Regions from separate parts of the Homo sapiens genome. Here region 2 is linked to region 1. Evidence: chromatin loops called from intact Hi-C (ENCODE). Cell type or tissue: natural killer cell. All regions are shown on one strand. Region 1 overlaps AKAP13 (A-kinase anchoring protein 13). Region 2 overlaps AKAP13 (A-kinase anchoring protein 13).

Region 1 (5,000 bases):
TTCTGGATTGTGATGTGAAACATTATCAGGAGATTTAAGGTTGAAAGTTATAGACAGTCTTTTTGAAGACCCAAAGAATCTTGTGCTATAGAGGACAATAGATTTAAGAACCGTTGGCTTATGGTTATAATGAGTGGCTGTACCTTTCCATGACTAGCTCCAGATAATTTTGCAATTTTAAGTTCAGGCTAAAAGAAGTTGTCTAATATATGCCAGTGTATATTTAGCCTTGTATTGCCATTGACTTGTGTATATACATTATTTCTAGGTTACAAATAGTTGAAATTTGCCCTCTTTGGCTATATTAAGTCTTTGTCTACATTAGACTATCACTCAGAATTAAACCTGTAACTGGCATATAATAAATTTATCAGATAGCAGAAATATTCAGTTAATGTAGGAGAATGCACAGGCATCCTAAGCCCATTTTTGCTTTCTTGATATGTCTTCCTGTTAAACATGATAGAAATTCTCTTTTACTGGACTCCCTGGATGATGAAGCACACATAGCTAGGACACCACAAGTTATTAGACTCCTTATGCTATCAGTGTCGTATGTGCTAGAACCGCCTCTGGAGAGCAAGATCTGGGTTACCTCTTGGAGACTTCCATTGCCCAACGATGCCAGAGGTACCCGTGGAGAATCACTTGTGTAGGGTTTGGTATTGACTGGGGAAAACTGTAGGAAAGGTTTGAGGGTCTGAGATTCTCAGCCACACTTCTGTGTAGTAATTAGTTTAATGGATAGGGCGGTAGCTTTCAGGATGTCAGGTGTTTGGAAGCTCCACAGATTTCTGAATTTGTGTATATTTAAAACTACATAAAAACGTACCTTCTTAAAGGTATAATTCCCAAATTTTAACATCAACATATCAGCTTTAGCTATCAGCCTACCTATTCATTTGTATTTTTCCTTCCATCTCTAATTAATTGAAGATTATACTGTGATTGCAAGGCAAGCCATTAAAAAAAAACTGCTAATATTGGTTATTTATCTACATGAAGAACGTTAAGATGTTCTCTGTGTCATGTACTCAAAATTAAATAAAGAAATTAGAGGTTGTGGTAGGTAAGTGAATTGCGAATGTCATGCACCTCTGACCTCACGTTTTTAGTTCATCACAGCTGCTTCATTGTTCTCATTAACTTTGAAAGTAAATATTAAAATTGCAACTCAAAATAAATCTGTACTGTTTTACATATCTGAACACAGTATATTAATATTTCATATAAGACTTTTTAGAGTTTTTCTAGTATTTTGGAAAACCAGTGAAATAGTGGATTGGCTACTGGTTCTGTGCTAATAGTGTTTATAAGTGGAATGGGACTTTTTTTAATATGAAGTCACCCAAGGAATTTGCTTTTTCTGGAGGCACGTTATTTCATGAAGTCCAGTGTGTTATCACTAGACTAAAGTCTTTTCTGTTTGGGAAGTCTGTCGGTGGGGACAGGGGTCATAATAACCTTTGCTAGTTGTTCTTTGATTTTTGGTAATGGCTTGATCTAATCAAATATCAGAGATTATCTTAGTTCTACCTGCTCAGCAAAAACCAGGAAAAAGAGTTAACATATTTGAGGGGTTTTTTTTGTTTTTTGTTTGTTTGAGACGGCGTCTCACTCTGTCACCTAGGCTGGAGTACAGTGGCGCAATCTCGGCTCACTGCAACCTCCTCCTCCCAGGTTCAAGCGATTCTTCTGCCTCAGTCTCCCAAGTAGCTGGGACTACAGGAACACGCCACCACACCTGGCTAATTTTTTTTTGTATTTTTATTAGAGTTGGGGTTTCACCATATTGGCCAGGCTGGTCTTGAACTCCTGACTCAGGTGATCCACCCTCCTCAGGCTCCCAAAGTGTTGGGATTACAGGCGTGAGCCACCATGCCTGGCTATATTTGAGGTTTAAACTGAAAAGTATCAGACAGCAAAAAGGAATAGTTTAAGTTGGGCTTGACTGTTACCCTAATATGCACTAAGTTTCAAAAATACATTCTTTAATTTGCATACCACCCTACTCCAGAAGTAATGTAGAAATAGTCTCAACATCTGGTGATAGCATTAAGGTTTATGTAAGACAGTCTGCAGCCTGCCTCTTATAAAAAGAAGGGGGTAGGCCAGGCACGGTGGCTCACGCCTGTAATCCCAGCACTTTAGGAGGGCAAGGCAGGTGGATCACGAGATCAGGCGTTCAAGACCAGCCTGACCAACATGGTGAAACCCCGTCTCTACTAAAAATACAAAAAATTAGCTGGGCATGATGGTGGGCGCTTGTAATCCCCAGCTACTTGGGAGGCTGAGGCAGGAGAACTGCTCGAACCCGGGAGGCGGAGGTTACAGTCAGCCAAAGATCGCGCCATTGCACTTCAGCCTGGGTGACAGAGCAAGACTCACACACACACACACACACACACACACACACAAAAGGAGTGAAAAGGATTGAAAGCAACAAAATAGTATGTAGTCATCTTCTCAAAGGAACCAAAGTAATGGGCTGATTATCTTCAGCTTCCTGAAGAAGCTGAATGTTTGTATGTAGGAAGTCCCATGTGTTATCTTGGCAGGAAGTAGAAAATATGAGTAATTTGGGGACGCAGAATCTTTCGTCACTTCCCTCCATCGCGTCTCATGTCCAGGATCTTCCCAGGAGTCGTAGGAAATGTAGCATCCATGCAGTTAGTCGTTTACCTCCTAGGAAACCTTTGTGCTCTTAGGAGACAGTGGCTTCCCATTGTGGTTAAGTGTAACCCTGTTTGGCTGACCCCTGGATAGAGCTTCATACCCTCAGCACTGCATAGTCACCTTTGACTTGTGGTTAGAAAGATCAGCCATATAGTCCATCATGATGATATGTTATGATGGTTTATACAAGAAACTGGGACTTTTTATCTCAGCCAAAACGCTACTCTTGCTTTAGGATTAGGTGACTTTAACAGGGTTAATAGAGGAATGTCTTTTCAACTCTTATTTCTCTATTATGTAAAGCTGTCCTTGAATAGTCAGCTGTTCTTTCCAGCTGCCACAAATAATTTGTTCTTTGAAAAGCTTAGTGACTTAGTGGGGTCTTTCAGAATAAGGAATTTGTTATGTTCAGGTTTTGGGGTCTTGCCAGTGGTTCTGTTTTGCTTGCTTTAAACAGATGTAAAATGATACTGAGATTATTGCTGATTTATTTTCTGTTGTGCTAGCAGCATTTCAGTACTTTTGTGGTAGGTTGTTTCTTTTACATAAAAAATAAACAAGTAAACCAGCTGCAATCTAAGTAGGAAACATAAGAATTTAGAATGTGTGTGATGGTTAGATTTTACTTCTGATTTCATCAGAAAAGTTGCCCTCTAGACAGTTTTCTGGCATTTATAGTTCATTGCTTATATGAGAGAATAAAATACATATAGTTGATTAAAGGAAGGAAGTTTATTACTTAGGGAAAAGGAAGGTAAAAAAAGACCCTAAGCAATAAAGGCAATTCTTTTTTAAGCAGAATACTTTCATTTTATTTCATTTTTGTTTACCAGTGTTGTTACGAAAACTGCTGCTGGGGCTACTTCAGCTGAGATGATTTGGCTCTTTTTTGTGGCTTTCTTCTTGTTCTGTACATCAGCACTGTGGTTATTACACCAGCTACCAAGAACATCTCACATGCCTTTTGCATATAAGCACTCTTAGTCCAGATAGGGCGATGTCTCAAATCCCCCAAAGATTTTATTTATTGGCCAGGTGCCGTGGCTCACGCCTGTGATCCCAGCACTTTGGAAGGCTGAGGCGGGTGGATCACCTGAGGTTAGGAGTTTGAGACCAGCCTGGCCAACATGGCGAAATACCATCTCCACTAAAAATACAAAAAATTAGTCAGGCGTAGTGGCATGGACCGGTAATCCCAGCTACTCAGGAGGCTGAGACAGCAGAATCACCTGAACCCAGGAGGCAGAGGTTGCAGTGAGCCAAGATCGTACCACTGCACTCCAGCTTGGGTGACAGAGCAAGACTCCATCTCAAAAAAAAAAAATATATATATATATATATACACACACATATATTTAATAATTTTTTTTTGAGAGACAGGGTCTCTGTTAAAGATTTTAAACAAGAAGTTTAAAGTTGCAGAAAGAATTTTGTAGCATGCATTTCTAAATTTGCTCATATTTAACTGTTTTTTGTTTTATTTTCATTTTCTTGGTTAGAGTTGAAATGATAGGAGAAAGTTGTGCATTTCTATCCTTAAAGGTAATTCCTCAACTTGTGTCCTGGAGAAGAATCAGGTCATTTTTCCCAGTTAGATTTTGCTGCTCACATCTGTAGGCAGAACAGTCAGAAGTCTTCAGCCTATTCCCAAGTGATGATCAATGAACTGAAGTACTGGAAGACCTTTTTTGTCAGAGCCTTGGCTGCATATGACTCAGCTCCCAAAGGTGGCTCGTTTCTGTGTAGGCAGTCCTTTGATATTCTGTCATTTCATTTCAGTTTGGCATGGCCACTCCTCTTATCATTGTATAAAGTTGATTTTCTTAAGTTAGCCTCGCTAATGGTTTGTTTTATTTTTCTTCCGAAAGATAAAAAACACATAGTATATAACCATTCGCCAAAGATCTGTGGTGGTTGGTGGCATGGGTTAAAAAAAAGATACAGCAATAGATAGATGATAGTTTCCAGTCATGTGGGTTTAACTTCATTTTCTTTGGTTTGATGCCTCCTTGTAGCAAAGAAAGAAGTTGAAGGCTGGACTGTTTGTTTTAGGTACAGAGGAATCCGATTAGGGATCAGCTCTGTTCCCATAAACCACTGTGCTGAGACCTTTTTGAAGAATTTTAAAAAATGAAAGCATATTGCCTACTGCTATTAGGAAATCTATCAAATAAATAAATAAAAGGCCAGATAATTATTTTCTGATCTTCATAACAACATGGTATGGTTTGTGGCAGAGAGCTTAAAAATGTATTAGATTTGTCTTCAATTCTTGTGTTCTTGGTAATTTTCTGTTTTCCCAAACAGAGAGTAAGATTTTAGTC
Region 2 (5,000 bases), 55 kb before region 1:
AAAAAAAAAAAAAAAAAAATTAGCCAGGCATGGTGGCACGTGCCTGTAGTCCCAGCTACTCAAGAGGCTGAAGCAGGAGAATCGCTTGAACCCAGGAGGCGGAAGTTGCAAAAACTTATTGAAGGAAGCTCATATCCACTCAGTAATGGACTTGGGTTCTTGGTTTCACCATCCACAAATCTCTTTAACCGTGTTGGTACCCAGTCACATGTCACTTTTGTTTACAAAGTTAATAGCCTGGGCAACATGCCAAAACCCCATCTTTACAAAAAATAAACTGGACTTGGTGGCGTGTGCCTGCATTCTCAGCTACTTGGGAGGCTAAGGTGTGAGGATTGCTTGAGCCCAGGAGGTGGAGGTTGAAGTGAGCTGAGATCATGTCACCGTAGTACAGCCTGAGCAACAGAACGAGAACTTGTCTCAAAATAAACAACACAAAACAGAAAAGCAAAGTTAATAAGAGAGAATACCTTGCTTATTTCAAGCTACTAAGTTTTTAGGCTTCCTCAATGTACAAAGGTAGTATTTCTGTCACAGACCCCTCCCTCTAGCTTGCCAGGGTCCCTGTTCTAGTTATTGAACCGAAAACATTCTAAATGATAAATTTTTCCACTTTGGCATATTATGCCCCCAATTTAAGAGCTATTTATGGTAAGAAAAGTTAAATTATATTTCTGTTATTACTCAGTAGAACCTATAAGTTTAAAACAAACCCCATCACATAGTTGCTAGTAAAAGACTTTGGATTTTGAAGACAAAAGAAAAAAAATGCCCTCACTACCATGAGGAAAGCATTACCATTCAGGTATCTAAATAGAAGTAGAATATGCTTCTAAATCATCCTTTTATCTTTCTGTACCTAATATAAACGTGGCAGATGCATGATTGTCCTGTAGGAGCTATTTCAACCTAGAATTGGAGTAGCAGAGCTACTAATTTGACTGTGTCCTTTTATAGCTTCTTAATTTTGAAAAAAAGAAATAAGGAGGGAAGGAAGAGAAAAGAGTGAGAGAGAGATTTAAAAGACTGGTTGCTGGGGTGAAAAGGAAGTGGTTCTTTTTGTTTTTTGGTTTTTTTGTTTTTTTTTTTTCAATATTGGTGAATAAATTCTCTTTTTCAGAATGTGAGAACTTCCTGGATGTTGGACTGGGCAGAGAGTGTACCTCAAAACAAGGTGTACTTAAAAGAGAATCTGGGAGTGATTCTGACCTCTTTCACTCACCCAGTGATGACATGGACAGCATCATCTTCCCAAAGGTACTGTGTGGACCTTCCTTTCATTTTTGTCACACGGCTTTTGTGTTCCTATTTGGGCTTCCCAAACTCTTTTCCAACTTTTTCCCCCTCTTGTGCTCTCCTGTTTCCCTAAATATGTAACTCCTGCTAGTAAGTTGTGATCCAGCTAGCCTTGTAGGGCCTCACTCACTCTGAGAGGCATGTAAATGTTCTTTGGAGAAGGAAGCGCCAGATTACCAGGGTTTAGAAAAAGGCACTGGGCTGGGCATGGTGGCTCACGCCTGTAATCCCAACACTTTGGGAGGCTGAGGTGGGCGGACCCCTTGAGGTCAGGAGTTCGAGACCAGCCTGGCCAACATGGTGAAACCCCATCTCTACTAAAAATATAAAAATTAGCTGGACGTGCTCACTTGAACCCAGGAGGTGGAGGTTGCAGTGAGTCAAGTTCGCGCCACTAAACTCTAGCCTGGGTGGCAGAGCGAGACTCTGTCTCCAAAAACAAAAAAAAGGGAAAGAAAAAAGCATTGGCCAAAGTTATTTAATGTGAAATTGTGGCCAGTTAAATACAGATTTTGAAGCTCACTTGGGAGTCAGAAGAAATGGAAGTTCCTTTAGAATTAATTAAGTCAGATGACAGTGAACACTTCTCAGTGGGCAGCAAGGACCGCAGCTCAGACTATATGATGTCATATTTATAAACCAGCTGTAGAGTCATTTCTGGTTAATGTGTTTAGGCCTGAAGCTTCCTGCTGAGTGTGGTCATATCACTCATCCTCATCTAGCCTGCCTAATTGGAACTTTCTAGATCTCTGCAATAGAGCCCTTCCACATGAATCAGCTCACATTTGCATATAATTGGAGGCTGCCTAAGGGAGGTGGGGAATGGGGGTAGTTTGCTTTCTTTTGCTTATATTTGTTTCTAGTGGCAGCAAGTTCTGTTTTGCTCACCTGAGAAGAATAGAGGGCTTTCCCCACAGCAGAGATGGCAAATGCTACTCAATTATATGCCACAAGTGGTTTTCTTAATGGTAAGGAGGTGAAGAGGCGGAAACACTGTTGCATCTACCAACACGGTTCCTTCTAGTTTTATAATGAGCTCGGAGAAGTGGTGAGAGCAGTTGTGTTAGTGGGTGATTAGGTTGTCCAAGATGGTGAATGATGCTGTGTAGAAGTTACAAGAATAGGCCGGGTGTGGTGGCTCATGCATGTAATCCCAGCACTTTGGGAGGCCAAGGCGGGTAGATCACTTGAGGTCAGGAGTTCGAGACCAGCCTGGAAATGGTGAAAACCCGTCTCTACTAAAAATACAAAAAAATTAGCTGGGCATGGTGGCGCGTGCCTGTAACCTCAGCTACTCTGGAGGCTGAAGCAGGAGAATTGCTTGAACCCAGGAGGTGAAGGCTGAAGTGAGCTGAGATCACACCACTGCACTGCAGCCTGGGCAACAGGAGTGAAACTCCATCTCAAAAGTAAAAATAAAATAAAATAGAAGTTACAAGAAAAGAGACCTAAAGATTTGGGAATCAGGAGCATATCAGTGCCTCTGTGAATGTACCCTGTGTGCCTTCCTTTCATTTTTGGCCTTCCCTGACTTTTTTTTTTTTGAACTCATTGTCTTCCCAAGGTCTTTGGAAAGACTTATTTAATATGATGCAAACTTAAGGATTTCTATCATTGTCACTCATAGTGACTTGACAAAAAATTCTATGAAGTAAAAACTCCACATTTAGGACCGGGCGCAATGGCTCACGCCTGTAATCCCAGTACTTTGGGAGGCTGAGGCGGGCTGATCATGAGGTCAGGAGATCGAGACCATCCTGGCTAACACGGTGAAACCCCATCTCTACTAAAAATAGTGGTGGCGGGCACCTGTAGTCCCAGCTACTCGGGAGGCTGAGGCAGGAGAATGGCGTGAACCCGGGAGGCGGAGCTTGCAGTGAGCCGAGATTGTGCCACTGCACTCCAGCCTGGGCGACAGAGCGAGACTCCATCTCAAAAAAACAAAAAACAAAACAAAAAAAACTCCACATTTAGAAGATCTGCCTTTCTCTTTACTTAGGAAAAGAGAAATCAATAGTTTTATGTTATTTTATTTTTTTTTTAATAATATCAGAATTTAGGTAATTTCCACTGCGACTTTCGAGGTTTTAATTGTAAGGAATTCTGTTCCCCGCAAGGGGAATACCATTCTGAAGATATGTGTCGCTAAAAACATACTGAGATAAACAGATTAGATAGTATCTCTAAGTTCCAGCTTTAAAATGGGATCATTGATAATCATTGAAACTAGGTCATGGATATACAGAGATTTGTTAAACATTTATATATGTTTGAAAATTTTAACGTAAAAAGTTTTTTAAAAATGGAAGTGTCTTTGTTAAGAAATACTTCCTTGCAACCTCCTAGGTGCATGACAGCTTGTGCCTGGATGTTACCATCTCTGCAGACTCAGAGTTACTTCTGGTCACTTAATTGAATGGTTTTCTTAGCTAAGGAGAATTAGAATTTTCTATATTTCGCCGTCTTATTTTCCCAGAACCATTTACAAAATTGCTCATATAAATGGCCTGTGCTAGATTTGGAAGATTTTTTTTTTCAAGAATATTAGACATATAATTTTTAAAAGTTGAAGGAGGCCAGGCGTGGTGGATCTTAGCATTTTGGGAGGCTAAGGCAGGAGGATCACTTGAGTCAAGGAGTTTGAGATCAGCCTGGGCCAATATAATGGGACCTTGTCTCTACAAAAAATACCAAAATTAGCCAGACATGGTGGTGCACACCTGTGGTCCCAGCTATTCAGGAGGCTGAGGTGGGAAGATCACTTAAGTGTAGGAGGTTAACGCTGCAGTGAGCCGTGATGGCACCACTGCACTCCAGCCTGGGCGACAGAGCAAGACCCTGTCTCAAAAATAAATAAATAAATAACACCTACATTTTATACTAGACTGCTTAGGGAAAACCAGAAATGGTAGCTTCACTTTCACCTCCTCATGCATGCTTGAGAATGTCTGCATGGCCTGAGAAGAGATGGGGAGGATTTTTCTCTTAGTGTTTTTGCTGTACCAAAGTAGCCTGTGACCAGGAGAGGCTTTGCAATAAATGTTTGCTCTAGCATTAATAAAACCAAGGGCTGACTTACAAAAAGGAGAGAGACTAATATTGACAGGATACTTACTGTACAGTAGGTACTGAACTAAATTTTTAAAATATTTGATCTCAATTTGTCTGCCCAGCAACCCTGACAAGTGGGTGGTTTTATGCTCTTGAGGAAATAGAGGCACTGATAGGTAAAGAAATGTATCCAGAATTACTTAGTGGGTGAGCAGCCAACTTGAGGTTTGCATCTAGGCCTGACTCTAAAATCTGTTCATTTTTTATTTTACTCTCAACCTCCCCAAACCTGCTCTAATAGCCAGTGATTAAATAAAAGCGTGGCACTGGCAGATAGGCCATCAGCTGCTTCCTTAAAAGTCTTCCTCAGTGGTCACCCCCAGAGTGTGCTATGCAAAATATCAGAATGTCTTGCAGTTTGTTCCCAGGTTCTAACCCTCTTCTCCATCTCTAAAAAATAATCTGTAGGCGAGACATTGCAACATCTTTTTCTGTGAACCATGAGTGGTACATGAGGTCACTTCCTGCAGCCATTTGTGTCTCTGGCCTCACAGAGGTCTTTAACAGCCCGTAACGTTTGTCGTGACCTTTTCACCTTAACCCTGTCTTTCCATTCAGTATGCCTCCTGGTAAATGACTCTTTAGTGAGTGTT

The links. Peaks named below come from ENCODE experiments on the same cell type or tissue, not always from the same donor. Only the 100,000 strongest peaks of a DNase experiment are listed, where the experiment ranks them.
Region 2: it touches region 1 in a loop (8-fold over the local background); 5 of 110 quality-filtered maps call a loop at or near these places.

What each region holds. Positions count from the first base shown.
Region 1 is chr15:85,699,855-85,704,854 of GRCh38, forward strand. All of the region lies in intron 17 of AKAP13 (A-kinase anchoring protein 13), which reads left to right. Among named protein-coding and RNA genes, the nearest start is that of LINC02883, 56 kb to the right of the region's middle. RefSeq lists a silencer at 4,998-5,000. In natural killer cell, no CTCF peak of the experiment used is centred here; DNase peaks (open chromatin) are centred at 2,577, 3,587 and 4,397; H3K4me3 peaks cover 400 bases; H3K27ac peaks cover 3,679 bases.
Region 2 is chr15:85,644,698-85,649,697 of GRCh38, forward strand. It overlaps AKAP13 (A-kinase anchoring protein 13), which reads left to right. Exons shown (of 37, transcript NM_007200.5): 10 at 1,121-1,257. Among named protein-coding and RNA genes, the nearest start is that of LINC02883, 110 kb to the right of the region's middle. In natural killer cell, no CTCF peak of the experiment used is centred here; DNase peaks (open chromatin) are centred at 254, 2,084 and 4,874; H3K27ac peaks cover 4,058 bases.